Linked DNA regions of Homo sapiens: region 1 is linked to region 2. A link is a loop called in an ENCODE intact Hi-C map of the cell type or tissue named here. Cell type or tissue: ascending aorta. All regions are shown on one strand. Links, peaks and the distances in the headings refer to the core of each region. The heading gives the core; the rest is flanking DNA.

What was found. Peaks named below come from ENCODE experiments on the same cell type or tissue, not always from the same donor. Only the 100,000 strongest peaks of a DNase experiment are listed, where the experiment ranks them.
Region 1: it touches region 2 in a loop (2.0-fold over the local background); 1 of 110 quality-filtered maps calls a loop at or near these places.

What each region holds. Positions count from the first base shown.
Region 1 is chr13:60,783,923-60,792,286 of GRCh38, forward strand. It overlaps the pseudogene RNY3P5. Among named protein-coding and RNA genes, the nearest start is that of LINC00378, 120 kb to the left of the region's middle. In ascending aorta, for the core only: no CTCF peak of the experiment used is centred there; a DNase peak (open chromatin) is centred at 4,419.
Region 2 is chr13:61,158,417-61,166,780 of GRCh38, forward strand. No RefSeq gene overlaps it. Among named protein-coding and RNA genes, the nearest start is that of MIR3169, 37 kb to the right of the region's middle. In ascending aorta, for the core only: no CTCF peak of the experiment used is centred there; a DNase peak (open chromatin) is centred at 4,545; H3K27ac peaks cover 3,194 bases.

The sequences.
Region 1 (8,364 bases), core at 25-8,024, 370 kb before region 2:
TCTTCAGCCTCAGCCTCCTGAGTAGCTGGGATTACAGGCACCTGCCACTATGCCTGGTTAATTTTTGTATTTTTAGTAGAGATGGGGTTTCGCCATGTTGGCCAGGCTGGTCTCAAACCCCTGGCCTCTGGTGATCTGCCTGCCTTGGCCTCCCAAAGTGCTGTGATTACAGGCATGAGCCACTGCTCCTGGCCTTGATTTCGTTCATCAGTGTTGTGTAGTTTTCAGTATACAAGTATTTCACCTTCTTGGTTAAGTTTATTCTTATGTATCTTATTCCTTTTAGTGCTATTACAAATGAGATCGTTTCTTGTGTTTATCATTGTTTACTTTTAAACATGTAGCTTCCTCTCTTCTGCTTGACAGGTATCACACTATTAATTTTTAATTACCATATCACATGATTGAGGTACAAGTGTCTCTTGAAATACTTTTGAAGGACACCTTTCTAGGTCATTAACAGTGTTAGGAGTTTAACCCTTTTAATTTTGGTTTTATTGTATTTTGATTCTGTTTAACATCCTTATATTAACAAAAGATTCACCCATATTTATTTAATTAATTTTCCCAGAAGAATCCCTTAGTATTCGTTCAAGTGGTTGATAGAAATACCATTTCTAGGAAATGACCATTTCCAAGTTCATGCATAAGAAAACTTAGGTTACGGATATACTATGCAAGTTACATCTCTTCCAGTACTTCTCAAGTAGCAAATAGAGACAGTTTTAGTAATTTTCTGTAATGGCAGTGAAATTGCCTTGTTGCTTCAGTGTGACTTTATACATGAGAACACTAAAAATATACAGCTATTTCTCTTTCCTAGCCACTTTCTGTATAGGTTACAAATGGATTCTATAGACTTGGTGTTAGAAATTATAAAGAATCAGCCTGGCATGGTGGCTCACGCCTGTAATCCCAGCACTTTGGGAGGCCGAGGCAGGCAGATCACCTGAGGTCAGGAGTTAAAGACCAGCTTGGCCAACATGGTAAGACCCCCTCTCCACTAAAAATACAAAAATTAGCTGGGCGTGGTGGTACACACCTGTAATCCCAGCTACTTGGGAGGCTGAGGCAGGTGAATCGCTTGAAGCCAGAAGGCAGAGGCTTCAGTGAGCCAAGATCATGCCACTGAACTCCAGCCTGGGCAACAGAGGGAGACTCTGTCTCAAAAAAAAAAAAAAAAAAAAAAAAAAACGGTGGGGGGGAATTTTTCTTAGCTAAATGTTTAGCCTAGCACTAAATAATAATAGCTTATTTAGGGGAAAAAAGCTACTCCATTAAAAAAAACAACCTTTTATTTCAGGAAAAATCAGTGTTCTTGAGGCTTGCTTTGCAAAAGTTCATTGCTTTAACATGCACCCACTTCAGAGATGTGAAGACGTCAGAGATGCTGGTTGCAAGTAAAGACGGTTTGTTGTATAAAGTGTGTATTGTAAGTGGTTAACAATCAATAAACATATTGAATTTAGCTCCATTTTTAAAAAAAAGGAAGAAAATGATAAATTTTTTTGGTTTTGGAGAAAAACAGATTTCTTAACTTCATCCTATGATAGGATGTAGCCAAGTAGAAATTAATATGCAGTACCCCATAAATATTTACACCTACTACATACCCATGAATATTAAAAATAAAAATTTTAAAAACAATAGAAAATAAATTAAAATGCTTTGTAAATTGGTGATAAGAAACCTACTTTTTGGCTCTATTATTTATCTAATAATTTGTCTAATAGAAGTGCCTGGACCTTTCTTCTTAGGATTAAATGTTTCTACTTGAGAATATGTCCAACAAGAATTCAATTTAATTAGACCTTTACATCATTGGATTTAAATTGAAAAGGTATTTAAATTATAGATGTCTGAATATATTCCATCACAAGTTTAAAAATCTTGATTGTGGTTCATTCATTTAAGAAATCCGTATTGAGTACTTGTTAAATGTTGAGTGCCAGGCTGGGTTTTTTTCAAAATGGTTTAAGAAATACGTTATATTTCTTGCCCTTGAAGACCTCCCTCTTTAATTGGTGGAGGAAGAAGGAACAACACATAGAATAAGAGGAGAACAATGTTAAGGCCAAAGATAACTAGATGTCCAAATGCCTCAAATAGAAGACACATGATATGGGAGGTCAGGAAGAGTGGAATGGTGTGTGCATTACAGAATATTTTGTGAAATCCTCTTGAAAAAGGGCATGACTTGACAGGTCTTGAAGGTTGAATAGAAAGTGGATATACACGTAACTTTATCTGATAAAAATGCATGTTTTTGCTACTTTGAAGTTAATGGAGGTTAATAAACTGAATAATGACACTGTAGTGAAGAGCACATTGAATTAGAAGGCATGAGGCTGTGTTTTCATTAAAATTATGCAGTGAGCTAGCTGTGTAAAAAATCAGCCTCTGGCCTCTGCCAGATTCACTGCACCCAACCAGCAGCAAGGTATTGAGCTCAGATTAACAAACTCACAAGGTACCATAGAATTTATCTATAACTAAGTTTGCTTAGCTTTAGAAAGGATATAGGATAGGCAGCAATGCAGCATATATGGCCATAACATACAGAGGTCTTGTACCTTAAAGGTACAACTAGCAAATGTCACTTTGGATGCATGTGGTCTCAAAAGATGGGTGGGTGAGTGTAGACAGTCTCAGTTAAGAGAAGTACCAGATCTGGGGTCTCCCCAACAGGAAAATTCAATCAAAGATCAAACCCTTAGGTGTTCTTGAGGTTAGAAGAAAGGTTACAAATCAGCTATTGACCTTTCACTTCCAGCCTAATCTTCTTTACTCATAAAATAATGGACCGATTTGATATAAGCTTTTATTAAAAAAAAGTCTTGTTCAAATTCCAGGATCACCATTTACTAGTTGTATATACTTGGGTAAGTTATTTAACCTCTCTGAATATCCATTTCTTTGATGAAAAAATATATATGAAAATACCTACCTCTTATGTTTGTTATGTATTTTAAATGACCCTCAAATACCTTTGGCAGGATATGGAGAGTCAGACTATTTTAATGTAGAAACTTAAATGTATTTTTTTTTCTTTGCAGCCCTTGCAGGATTATTGTAGGCTTTATTCCTGCGCTGGGTTCTAATGGACCATTAAGATCCATTGTCAAAAGAACTCAAAGCAAAGTAGATTTCTAAAATAAGCTAATGAAAATGAGTGACTCTAGAGAATGGGTAGAATTTTCTGGAGACAAAAAGGGGCTAGAGAAGTGGAGAATGAGGAAAAACATAGGTTGCTGGATTCCATAAGAGTTCAGGAGTTTGATGCTGGGAAAGTGGTCTGAGGAGGTAGGGCACCTGTAATCTGAGAAGCACTGGGTGGTGCCCATTAGTTGCCCAATACTTGGCTTGGCCTCTGTCTGATTAACTATTGGGTGAGCTCATATGCAGTGTCCCAGGAGAGAGTCCTGGATCTCTGTGCTTGAGAGGCCTCAAGACATGGTAAAGACAGAGGGGTCTCTTTAATTTTTCTTTTTCTGGCCCCAAGAGGTTGTAATCAATCTATGATGTGGACATTTCAATTGCCTTAACATTCAATACTGTTTTCTGCCACTGAATTTATCTTGGAAAATTTCTCATTGATACTGAATTGTCTAAAATGATTAAACTGGTCATTTTAGATGTGTCAACTCAGTAACTTAATAGATTTTCTTGAGATGAGAAAGGACTCAGTGAGTTATTAGACAGAGGTAAGGACTACTCTCTGTCTTTACCCTTCCATTAAACCACCTATCATCACAACTATTATAGAAACAATTAAAAGTACATTTTCTCTAATAACTTGTCATATTTTCATCAAAGGTTGACTAGTTTTGAGAAAACAATTTACTTTTTAATAAGAGGTTTTAGAACAGGATTGAATCTAGTAATTTCAGCCAACATTTATTTGTGGCCAGACTGAAGAACCTGGAGTTTTGATTTTTTTTTTTTTAACTAATTTGGTTTTCTTTCACATTTTATCCCACATCTCTTGATTAGAGAAATAGGTAAAATAAAAAGATGCAAACAATTTAATGGAGTTTTTTTGTTTTTAACTAATTTGGTTTTCTTTCACATTTTATCCCACATCTCTTAATTAGAGAAATAGGTAAAATAAAAAGATGCAAACAATTTAATGGACTATTTGAGCTCTTAGGTAGTCTTGTTAGAAAATATGAGGATCATTTCTATCTAATTTACTTGTTTGTGTGGACATATATACCTTTTAAACTTGTATTTCTTAGCCTGCTTTATTGATACTGTTCATTTTCATTCTGAATTATCTCATATATTAGTCAGCTATTGCAGCAATAAATGGATGTAACAAATAACTTTAAAATAGCTTACAGGCTGTTACAAGTTTACAACAGTAGTCATTTATTTTTGTGGCTCATGAGTCTGTGAGTTGGCTGGGCTCCTGTGGGGCTTGACTGTAGATTGTTGGTTGGGCTCAGTTCTGCTGCAAATGTGTCATTCTGGAATGAGCTACTATTAGGGACATGGTTTTCTCATCATGATGGCAGACATGATAGGAGCCAAGCCAAGTTATGTAAGCATGTTTAAAGCCTCTGCTCTTATTACAGCCATTAATGTTTGATTAGCTAAAGCAAATCTCATAGCCAAGTCATGTTGGCTTACTCTAATGGAAGCTTCAGCAAAGTCACTGGCAAAGAGAGTGTTAAGTATTATTCAATAGCAAAGAGGGAGTGAAAAATTGGAAACAGTAATCCTCTACAACTATTTGGCTAGAAGATGATGGATGCGGTTGCTCCCTGAGGAGCTGTCGGCTAAACCTAATCATAGTGTTTTCCCTGAATTGATCTGAAATGGTATTTCCTGGGGTCGACTGAGAAGGAACTTGATGTTCTTTTCCCCAGAAATAAGAAACACCTTGCAGCTATCAAAAAGCCTGTTTCTAAAGCACAATGTGTAAATGTATGAACATGTACGTTCATGTGTGCATGCAACACACATGTGTGCACACATACACAAAGTCTAGCATGGGCTATTTTAAATCCTAACACTCTGATTTTAACATTATAAAAACAGCCTTGGTTCTCAATCCAAAGAGGTTCCAGGGAAATACCTTAGCAAAATACAAAAAACAGAGATGCTCTGTTACTCCCAAATGTTTCTACCTTTAGTTTATCTTAACTTCTCTCAGATTATCTTAATTTCTCTCTCCTGCCCAGTTGTGATTCTGGGAGATATGACAAATGGTAATAGCCTGTCCTAGAAAGACTGTTGGCCAGTAGCGGACTCGGTCAACCTCCTCCAGTTTGCTCTTGGTTGGAGAAATAATTATGTCACATATTTAGACCAACCAATAAATAGCCTGTGATTATTTTGAGGTCACTATTTTATTTCTGTACAAGCTATAAAACTGTCCAACTGAGCTCTTGAAGCTATGGTCAGGGATTATAGATGCCTTGTTATTCCACCAATAAGCACCAGTCTCTGAAATCCTTTATCTTGGCTAAATCCTGAAGACTGAACGCTGAGCCCAGTAATTATTACAAACAAATGATTTTGTTTTTTGAATTAAAACTTTGTACTGATGTTCACAGTCCAAAGCCACCACCAGGTGAGACCTACCTCTTTTGACACATTTAGTATTCAGCTATAATAGATAGTCCTTTGTTTGGCTGGTCTGAGTGCAATAGTGTTTATAGCTAATTGGTCCCAACCAGTTACAGATTTTCTTGTTCCTGCTCCACTCCCACTGCTTCACTTGACCAGCCTTAAGAAATTTGTTGTAAAAAGTAAATTAAATAAAATAGCCCTTTGTTTAAACATAATAAATCTCTTCCTTTTTATATGACAGGTGGTTGGGATTATTTTAGATTTTGATATTCTTCTAATAGGAATCTCAAGCCTGCATGGTCTGGAAAGGAGGAAGTAGATGCAATTCCTAGATTTGGATCTATTCCCTTGACATTCAGACCTAAAGAAGATTTACCAGCTGCAGTGATGAGCAGGAGCTGGGGTAGAAGCTGGGAGCTGAGTGAAAGTGGTGGGTTTTAGTGAATTTCCAAGCTTTGAATTTAATGGAGCTCTAGAGTATATTAGAATTGTTTGTGTCAGTCACCAGCATGCCAAAACCATTCTTAGGAATTGCCCAACAGACCCTGGCTGCTAGTGACTTGCTCTTTGCAAAACAAAAAAATCAAACACCCAAACTGCAGAGAATCCAGGGTTGCAATGGAGCAGGTGCTGGGTGGTGGTAATGCTTTGTGTCTCTGGGCCTCGACTCTGAGTCTGTTTTCTTGAATTCTAGGGCACTTAATCCCTTTGCTGTCTATCTCTTACACATAGGTTCTACTAGAGAACTGAATTATTTTAAATCTAAGATTTGAATCCTAAAGTGAATTGAATTAACCGAGTTCTTTCCCCAAGCCCAGGCTTGACCCCACGTATTTTTAATTTAACAGGAAAATACTTCATGTCTTGCTGTCTGAAGCTCCAGAGGGGTAAGGCTTTATTATTTCTCTCCTATTTACTTGTAAGATGCATCTGAAGCAGTTTGGGAACAATCAGGCCAGTCCGTAGAAATTGCAGGAAGGTTTCAGCCTAATATAAAATGTTTTTTCTAACCATCAGGGTAGCCTAACAATTAGATTGCTGAAAGCAATTAGCTGCTTATTACAATTTTCTAATAATGTACCGTTAGACTACTTTCCATACCGAACTGAAATACCTTATTCACTGAGTTTGAATCTTAAACTAATTTTAACTGATAATTTTTCTGAGAGGGGAAAAACAATGTATTTCAAAACACAGCACAAACCGCCAGAGCAGCCTGTTCTTATTTGACAACAGCGCTCCTGCTGACCCAGGCTGCTGGGACACTGAGGTCTGGTTGGAGTCTCTCTCCTCAGGACAGTCCGCTGAGGATTCCAGGCCTCTCAGCCTCTTACTTACTGCTGTGGCTCTGACCTTCATTCCAGAAGGATTGTTCCAGGCTCGTGCAGCAGAAGGCACTGGGCCAGCAGGTCAGACCTGAGATTTAGTTCTGACTCTGCCATTTACTAGGCCATGAACAAGACACAGGGCCACTCTATAAAATCCGAGGTTGGTTTCCTTAAGGTTGTTTCTTTCTCTAACAATCTGTGATCGATATGAAAAGGGTTTAAGATGACTTAAGGATAGCAAGAATCGTTTTTATTCCCTATCTTTATTTTCCCAGCTCTGCTTTATGTGTTTTCCAACAAAGATGACATTTAGAAGAACAAAGAATATTAAGGCAGAAGACCTGGTTTTTTTTCTTGGATGCAACAACTACTTTAAATGGTCTCCCTGACTCTAATCTTCCCCGAACAGTCTCTTTACCTCCTATATTTAGAAAGATCTTTTTAAAAAGGAAATTTTCTATCTTTAATTATCTGTTTAACTAAACAGATTTTTTTTTTTACTGTCTTTAACATTAAGTCCAAATTCCTCATCATAATTTACAAAACTACTTAAGATTCTTGTTCTATTACTGCTTCCTGTTCACTCCTTCCTTTTGCAGTCTTTGCTAAAGCATACTGAATTGATATCAACTCCTTAAACAAGTCATATTGTTTTGCAACTCTGGGGCCACCTTTATAGCTCTCCCTTGTCCTTGAGTATTCTAACCCCATCCCTTCATCTGTATAAATCCCACTCTTCATTTAGATTTTGGCTTCAGGTTACTATTTTAAAGAGCTTTGCTTGGCTCCTAGAAATACAGCACCATGTATTTCTTCTATCATAACATGTCCCTTTCTTTTCTGGTATATTTCCTGGTATATTGTAAGCTCTGTGAGATTGGGGCCTGTAGGTGCCTCCAACATGTAGCACAGTACCTGGCACACTGAATGAGAAAATGCTTTGTATGGAGTTTATATCTCAGTTATGAAATGTATTAGCTACATGACCATGGGCAAATTATTTGACCTTTTAAAATATCATTATCCTTATCTCTACAAATAAATCTAGAACTAAATTATCTTTAAGTTTTATCTCTAAAATTCTTTAATAGTAATGTATTACTGTAACATTTATGCATTTAATAGGCCCCAAACTTAAGTGTGGAAAAATATACTATTTAATATTAATTTCTATCTTGAGCACCCATTCTACCTGATGCAGAATAGTACTATTATATTGTAGTTGCCATAGGTACTTCTCTAAGCACATATATATGTTAACTCACTTAATTCACACAATAGCATAAGTAAATCACTATTATTTTACCTAATTCATGTATGAGGAAACTGAGGCACAGACAGTAATGTGACACACCCGATGACATAAATCCTAGACAAAGCTGAAATTGGAACCCAGTTGATCTGGTTCCCGAGTGAGTACACTTAACAGCATTGGACAGCACATGCACCATAGTTAGGA
Region 2 (8,364 bases), core at 200-8,199:
ACTAGTCTAATTAGCTAATTAAGCATGCTCTAATGATGGGCTGTATGATCAGTTAATCAAATAACAAGAGGGTAAAAATGAATTTTCTAGGAATTATTCCACCAAATATTTCAGTCTTCACCAAGTACTTTCAGACATTCATGTCTAAATGACTGTTTTAGATTAACAAGTACTTCCTTTTATATGTCTTCATGTTAAATGGACTGTATTTTTGAAGGTAATCTTCGTTATGTCTAGATGACAAGGCAACTAGTTCAAGGTATATTGGCATTATTCTAATCTCATAATTTCTATAAAATATAATTTAAGATTATGATCCTGTATTGAATTACTATGTATTTTTGAATCATAGAACAATTTCAAATACAATTATGGAAGGTGAAAAGTTTAATTCTTCAAGGATTTTATTATTTATAAATGCTAATGAACATGGGTTTTAGCCAAATTCTTGATATAAGATCAGTGTAGCAACATTAAATCATCATTAGAAACTTCAAATATTGTTTGTGATGATAAGCACATATTAGTGTTAAGCATTTCAAATGTCATTCTAATAATAAAAATCACGTATTTATCATTGCAAAGATCCCTTTTTTTAACATAGTTTCAAATGCTATTTTATAGCCTCCCACTAAATATTACTCTTAAGTAGTTATACTCATTTTGAAATAATTTTAAAATCTTTTCTAGACGCACAATTAATTCTGCATGAGAATTCCTAGATTCTTTAGACTCTTATGAACGTAGTTCTTATATCAAAATTGTAGTTATTCCCTATTATTTCAGTCAACATTTTCATGATAGAAGAGGAGCAAGATCTAATTTTGCAGTTAAAATGCTAAATTTAGTTGGAAGGTTACATCTTGCCATTACCTTAAACAGATGTGGGATAAGATAATGAGCATAAAATTAATTACGGACAATAGTGAAAATATTTTAACTTGAAAATTTCATAAATCTATGTGGATTTAAGTGCTTTCCTCCTTCCCACACATACCTTGCAAAAATTCAGAAAATGAATCCTGACAATGAAATCATTAGAGAACTGCATTCCATTCTCAATGACTTAACAAAATTCTGAATAATATTTGCATTTTAGCTGTTATAATATTACTTTTTATTTGTAAATGTTTATGTCAAATACATAAAAATTAAACATGGACTGGACAATTATAAGATCTTGGGGAAATCATTATGTGTATTAGGGTTTAGAATGCAATGGAAGTGCCATTGAAAATTTCTCTTTAGGGAAATTTCTTTCTAAGGTTATGATGCTATAAGATGTTTCTAACCAGTGTTGAGAAAGATAGTTTGGTTCAGGAAGATTTTGGAGTCAAGGAAACACATTAGTTGGCATTAGCAATCCAAGCAAAAATGTCAAAGCTTAAATTTGGTAAGATGGTGATAAGGTGATGATGGAAATTGATAGTAAAGAGAGTATAAAAAATGCAATAGGACTTGGCCACCAATTGGTTTATAAGTGAGAATAGTGAAATATGTTTTTCTCCCACGATACTATAAGAATAGTGAAACTGAGATATATAAAGGAGGACATAACTATTTAATAGAATTGGAGAGAGTTTTCACTTGTAAAATAGTAAATAAAAGTATTTGAAATCATGTAATGCCATACACTGGACACTTGAAAGAGAGAAGAGCTAAAACTATGCAGAGTTAGAATAAAATTGAAGCATATAATATAGTTGGAAATACTGAGGGAAAGAGTGGAAGAAAATGCAGAGGATTACAGTGCTTTTGGAGACAGAGAAAAAAGGGTGAAAAAATTAGGAAAGATCATATGATTTGTTTAGAGTTAAACAGAACTTAAACTAATTTTAGTGGGTGAGAGTTTAATGAGCAAATGTTAAATTGTCAAAGTGTAGAAGAGAATAAGAATAAGAAAATAGGAGGAGAGGCAATAGATTTCTTCCCTTAAGAGTTTGGGGAAAAAAGAGAAAAAGTAGAAGCCATTTAGGATTTACTGCACTTTTTGCTTATTTATTCTTTCTGGTTTGAGGTTAGCATATATTTTGGCAGAAAGAACAAAACCTATCAGGAAGTGGCAATGACAACCTGGAGAGTGAGGAATGGAAAGTTTAGAGAAGCACACGACCTTGAATGTGTAGTATTCAGAGCACAAGGGTAATTCAAGAGGGGCTTAAATAGCAAAGGTTTTGTCAGAGTTTGGTATCATTTCAAATATGTTAAAGATGAGTCACAAACTATAGAGGAGAAGATGTCCTGAAGGTCTTCTTTCTGTACCTTCAAATCCACTGTTCCCAAACTGGGTGCTTCCCTGTTGGGAAAAGTGTGGGGTGTATTACTGATATGGACTTCCCCTTTGGGCCAATTAGAGGCACCAGGGATAGATGCTTGGAGAGTGGAAGAAGTGAGATAGGATGTTTATTCCCTGGCACCCTGCTTGCTAGGTTGTAACCAGTGGGCTGAATCCCCCTAAAGCCACAGGTGTGGTCTGGCTACCTTCCCCAATGCATTTAACTCTCTGGGTTGTGGCAACAGCCCTCTGTCTTTGCATCATAAGGTTTAAGAGTTGTAAAAGTTCAGCACAGTTAAGGGCTACAGCATAGAAACTAATCATCCTGTTCATATTTCTTTAGAAAACAGTGTCCTATTAATCATTCTTCAAGTTTTCCAGTTTTAAATGTGTCATCCGTTTAATGCCAATGTTGTAAATGATAAGATGTTCAAGACTATAAGAACCTAAAGGATTAATCAACAGATCTGCAAAAACAATTGAGGAGAGAGAGAAAAAGAGAGAGAGAGTCTCTCTGGATGAAAATAGTAATTATAAAAAGGTGGAAAGTTCAGAGACCAGGTCTTTTTCACTATATCTAGGCTTTTCTTCATCAGAATTCTGTCTTCTTACAACCTTTACATATATTCACATAGTTTCTTGACTTGGAACTTGGTTTTTGAGCCTTATATGATAATTTGTTTGTTTTTTTAATACCCTCTCCTGGTGTGCATAACCCTGACAAAGAGAAATTATAAAATTTAAATAAAATAAAACAATTGTGTTCTAGCCTGGAAACCACCTCCTCTTGCCATAAAAATTTTTAATCTGATGTGAGTTGTGACCAAATTATCATAAGTTACATCACCTTTGAGTCAAATTGTAATATTCAGTCATTAAGCAAATATTTATCAAGTGATATTGTGGCACTAGGGATCATAGAAAATGTCCATGTACCTGTCAGCCTTTTAGCCTACTGAGAGAGGCAAAAGACAAATAGAAAAAGAGAGAAAGAAGATAATTTTGGATAGTGTTGAATTCTATGAAGAAAAGAATCCGGGCAATATGGTGGTTAAGAAAGATTTCTCTTATATTAGAGATGAGGCCTATAGGAAAGTAAAGGGTGAATCAGCAAAGATCCTGTGCTCCAAGGAAAGGGAAGAGATAGTGCAAAGTCCTATGGCAAGAAGATCTTGGTGTGCTAGAGGGGCAAGAAGGTCCGTGTGGCTGGAGCACTACGCCCTAGGAGATGGGGCCAGAGAGACAGTCTGGAGTCAGATCACCATGCCTTTTAAGGTCTTTGTAAGGGGTTTGGCATTTATTCTACAGGCACAGAAGGTTCCTGGAGAGTTTGAGCACACTGGTGACATGATTTGTTTTAATTTTTAAAACGTTACACCTGCTGCTGTGGGAAGCCTAGATTAGAGGCAGGCAAGAGCAAAATTGAAGATTTATCAATAATAATGTTATTTGAATGTTTACTGTTGAAAAGCATGGCATTATCTCATTCAACCTCAAAACACCCTATGCTTTAGGTAACTTTATTAGTTATGACGTTAGCAATTAAGCAAGTTGCCCTGGGTCATGCAGTTAGCTTGTGCTAGAGACCAAGATCAAAACCAGGCCATCTGACACCATAATCTTCACACGACACTGTGCTCATCACTCTGGGAACTCATATTCATTAGAGTTGGCTATAATCCATCAGGCAATATTGAAGTCCTCAAAAACAATCTTTTTATCATATGACCACCAGTGTCAGTGGAAAATGCTGGAGACGGAAAACACCAGAAACACTTAGCAGCAATGAAAGATAAAATGAAACAATGAATTGTCAGACCTTATAATTTTCAGGACAAGGTGTTCTTTTACAAAAGCTTTCCCTTGTCTTATTTAAGCCAGCATTTATATATCTCACCTCTATTTTCCTTGCAAACATTTATTTTAAGCCATTTTTGGATTCAGAATGCTAGATTATTTGGAAAATTTCTTAATATGGAAACGTTAGTGATCTCATCTGAACAGCTTAGAGAGTTCAATGGAGAAGTTCTCCACATATAAAGATTAAAATATATCCTCACTCCAATGACTCTTTAGCCAAGCATTTTTCTTTTTAAAGCACATCCAAAAATAAAACAGAATTTGGATGAGGCTTACAAAGCATGCTTGTTCTGGTAACATAAATGGCAAGTGAGAAAAGGGGTGGTGAATGACTAACACAAGTTCACTGAAGATGACAATATGTGATTTAGTCACCTCTGGCCAGGAAATATGCCTCCATACAAAATGAGAAGCTCACACAAATAGCACAGAGCTCTGGAGCCTGTGGATACATCTATACAAGGTAACAAAATGACCAAAACTCTGTCCATTCCTCTGACCCTTCTAAGCCTGATAATGTGGATCTGTGCACAAGTGATTTGAACGTGGTAACAGCAATTGTGGAGATGACTGAGTTTGGTCCTAATCCTCCAGCCCCTCTTTTTCTACCTAGGAAAATGCTAATGAATTACTCTGAAGAATCATCTAAAGATATTTACTAAGTTTTCTCCTACAACATAAATAAAAGAAGAAAAAAAAAGACATTCACATTTTAAACATAAATATCTCTCAAAATTGGAGAAAAGACCAACTTCAATGTAGAGAAAAAGTGAAGCCTCTTGTTTATATCCCTTATACATAAGTATTCATTTAAGATGGTAGTAATATAAGACTTTCTCACAAATATTGATTTATTTTTTTACAAGCATAAAGTAATGTGTGATTTGATACAATATCTGGGCCTATTTTATTTACCAAGCCCTACAACTTTGTATTGGCCTTTAACAAACAAAATGACTTCTAGCAATTCTTCATACCTTTTGACAGATAGTTCCCATTTTCCTCTATTATGTCTCCACTCCAGAAGCCACAGACAATAATAAAATGTCATCAAGATTGAAGAGCAAGATATATTCTTTTACTCTGTTTGAAAGGTCTGCTACATGTATGACCAGAAATTTCAGGGGTTTTCAGATTGGGAACATAGAAAATCTTATGTTGAATTATTCTTAAAAAGCAAGGCATTTCAATAATTGGCCAGTAAAGTTAAGTGATAATTAAGGCTATTGCTTAATTTTATAAAATGACATTTAAATATTGGTATTTGAAACAAGTTTTAAAATGTTTAAAGAAATAGAAAAATAATAGCAGTGAAACTTATGTGTTATTTGAAAACGCATTATTTTTCTTAAATGCAACACCTACTAATACCAGAGAGCTCAAGTTAAAAAAAATAGCATTATTGATGTTTTTCTCCTGATGAGATGAATACATGTCTGTGATTTTTTTAAGCAGAGGAAAGTGAAACTGTCTTTATCAAAACTACAGTTGTAAAATTCTGTGTTCACTTAACGTTATAAAACAGGAAAAAACTGGACTCTAAAAAGAGCTCTCTAAACATGGAGGAAATGCTGTTAAAACAAGTACAAGTCAAAATATTTAAATCTTATATTTTACATTAAAGAATGTTCCATAGCTTCAATTTAGAAAAGACCAGAAAACTCAGTGAACATTTTTAGAGGATTTAAGAAAACAAAATTAATTTGATTTTAAAAGATAATAAACAATCCAATCCAAAGTAGTGACAAGTTTAATTCTGATATGCAGTTACAAATCTTCTTTTAAAATATCTCTGTTTTGTTTATCTTCTTTTTTTTTTTTTTTTTTTGCAATTACTATTTTCTGTCACTTAGGACTCAGCAGCAAAACTCCAGACAAGATTTGTAAGGTAGATCACATGGGAATAAATAAAACTATTTTTGAATGACTTGTCTCCTGTTAAAAAAATTTATATTTTATTGTAAAACTCAATCTAAAATTACAATAAAATTCACAACTTCTTGAGGCATGTACTAAATTGCCATATTAGGTGTTCAGTGTCAATTAGTGATGGAAGACCAGACCACATAAGACTGTGGCAGGAAAAACAAGACTTTTGGAATCATTCTTATGTTTTAATGCTGGGGCAAAACTAACAACTGCTAAACTAGAAAAAAAGCAAATTTAAATTAATATATTGCCATTTTTTGATAAGTTATATAAATTCTGATTCCTCCAGACCAAATTCTGCCTTTTAATCAGAAAGTACTGATTTTACTTGCAACATGAAGTCATAATTTGATGTGTAGTTTAAGAAATGATATTCAGGAACAGTTTAGAAACAGAAAAAAGAGAGAAAATTGCATTCTTCTCTAAATTATAAAGAACATAATTCCAGAGCTCTATTATATTTGTTCTACAATGCACAAATTCAGGCAATATCTAAGTCTCAGAGCTAATCTTCAGTTAGGGAATAAAATGCTGTGTGTTTTTTGTTTTGTTTTTTTTTCTGTTGTCCTTTCTTTGGCATTTTTGAGACAAGGTCTCTGTTGCCCAGGCTGGAGTGAAGTGGTCCCAATCATGGCTCACTGCAGCAATCTTCCTGTTTCAGGCTCCTGAGTAGCTAGGATGACAGATGTGTGCCACCATGCCCAGTTAATTTTTTTTTTTTTTTTTTTTTTTTTTTTTTTTTTTTGTAGAGACAGGGTCTTACTATGTTGCCCATGCTGGTCTTGAACTCCTGGCCTCAAGCAATTCTCCTGCCTTGGCCTCTCAAAGTGCTGGGATTACTGACATGAGCCATTGTACTTAGCCATAAAGTGCTGTTGAAGTGATAAACGTGTCTCTATATAAGAAATGTGGAAGAGATAACTTGTTGTGAACTCTAGTACATAAAATATTTTATCATATTTTATTCTTTCATTTCTTCATTATTCCCTTCATTCATTTGCTCATTTAATAAATATGTATTTGATGTTCAATGTGATCTAGATTCTCTGCTAGAATCTGAAGCATCTAGCAGCATCTTGTTGGGAGTTTACATTTCAGCAGATAGGTAAGAAATTACACGATAAGGATTTTAGCAGAAAAAATATTACTGGGGAAGACCATTTAGACACATTTGTTTTAAACTATTCAGTTGCTTATTCATTCAGTCATTCATTCATCACATATTTATTCAACATTTAGTATATGTCAAGCACAGTGCTAGAAACTTGAGTGCAAGGCTTTGTCTTTTACCGTGACATCTATGGCTTTTTGCCTCACTTATTGTGGCTCAAATATACTTTATTTTGAGCTAAAATTCTCATAGGAATTTTGATAACAGAAAGAGGTCTACTCTGTTCTTTTTGCCCAACATTATATATACATACATTATGTTTTCAAAATTTCTGTTGTCAAAATTTTAAATATATATAGGGATATATATGTAAAATATGCCCAGCACCTCGATGTTTTTGATGCCTTGCCTTGTTATTTATAGGATCCCCTCAAAGGAATTCAGCTTCTCAAACTCAACGCTGTGGCTAGGGGGTCTCACAACATAAAGACAGATTTCCATTATGCCTGCCTGTGTTTACAAATTGTCTGTTCTAAAATTCTTTTTTGACAGTCCCAGAAGAAAAAAATATAAATGGCCAATATACTTAGGCAGAATGTTCTACATCTCCCTAAATCAGTTGAATGCAATTAAGATGAAATAATATTTTTTGCCCATCAAATGGGCAAAGTGAAGAACAATACTACCTAGAATTTGTGAGGCTTCATTGGCACTGATGGTAAAATAACCAATGGTAGTAATTTGGCAAGACATTCTAGATTGACAGGTTTTTCTTGTCATTTCTTTTTCAATTTGGGGCTTTTAAGATGTTGCTTCCCTTTCCTGTCTGTGTAGCTTTTTCTTCTCTGGTACTCTGCCCTGAGAGCTCTAGCCCCTTGGTGTCCACACATTCTCAGCTCCGTTGCCTCAATTCAGGAAGTACACTGAGCTCCACTAGGGCTCCATCTCTCTTTGCTATTACCTGAAAACTCTCAAAGCAGTAAGCTCCAGTAACCCTATGGCAACTCACAATACTCATAACAGCTCCTGCAAGTTAGGGTACATAAAGCTGAACTTCATTAGTTTCTCATTAATCCTACTCTGAGAATGGTTTGCAAGACATGGAAAGGATATGTGGATTTTTGGAGATGTCTAGGGAAAGCAAATAATCTCTATGTATCTATCAATTTATCATCTCCTTACCTATCTA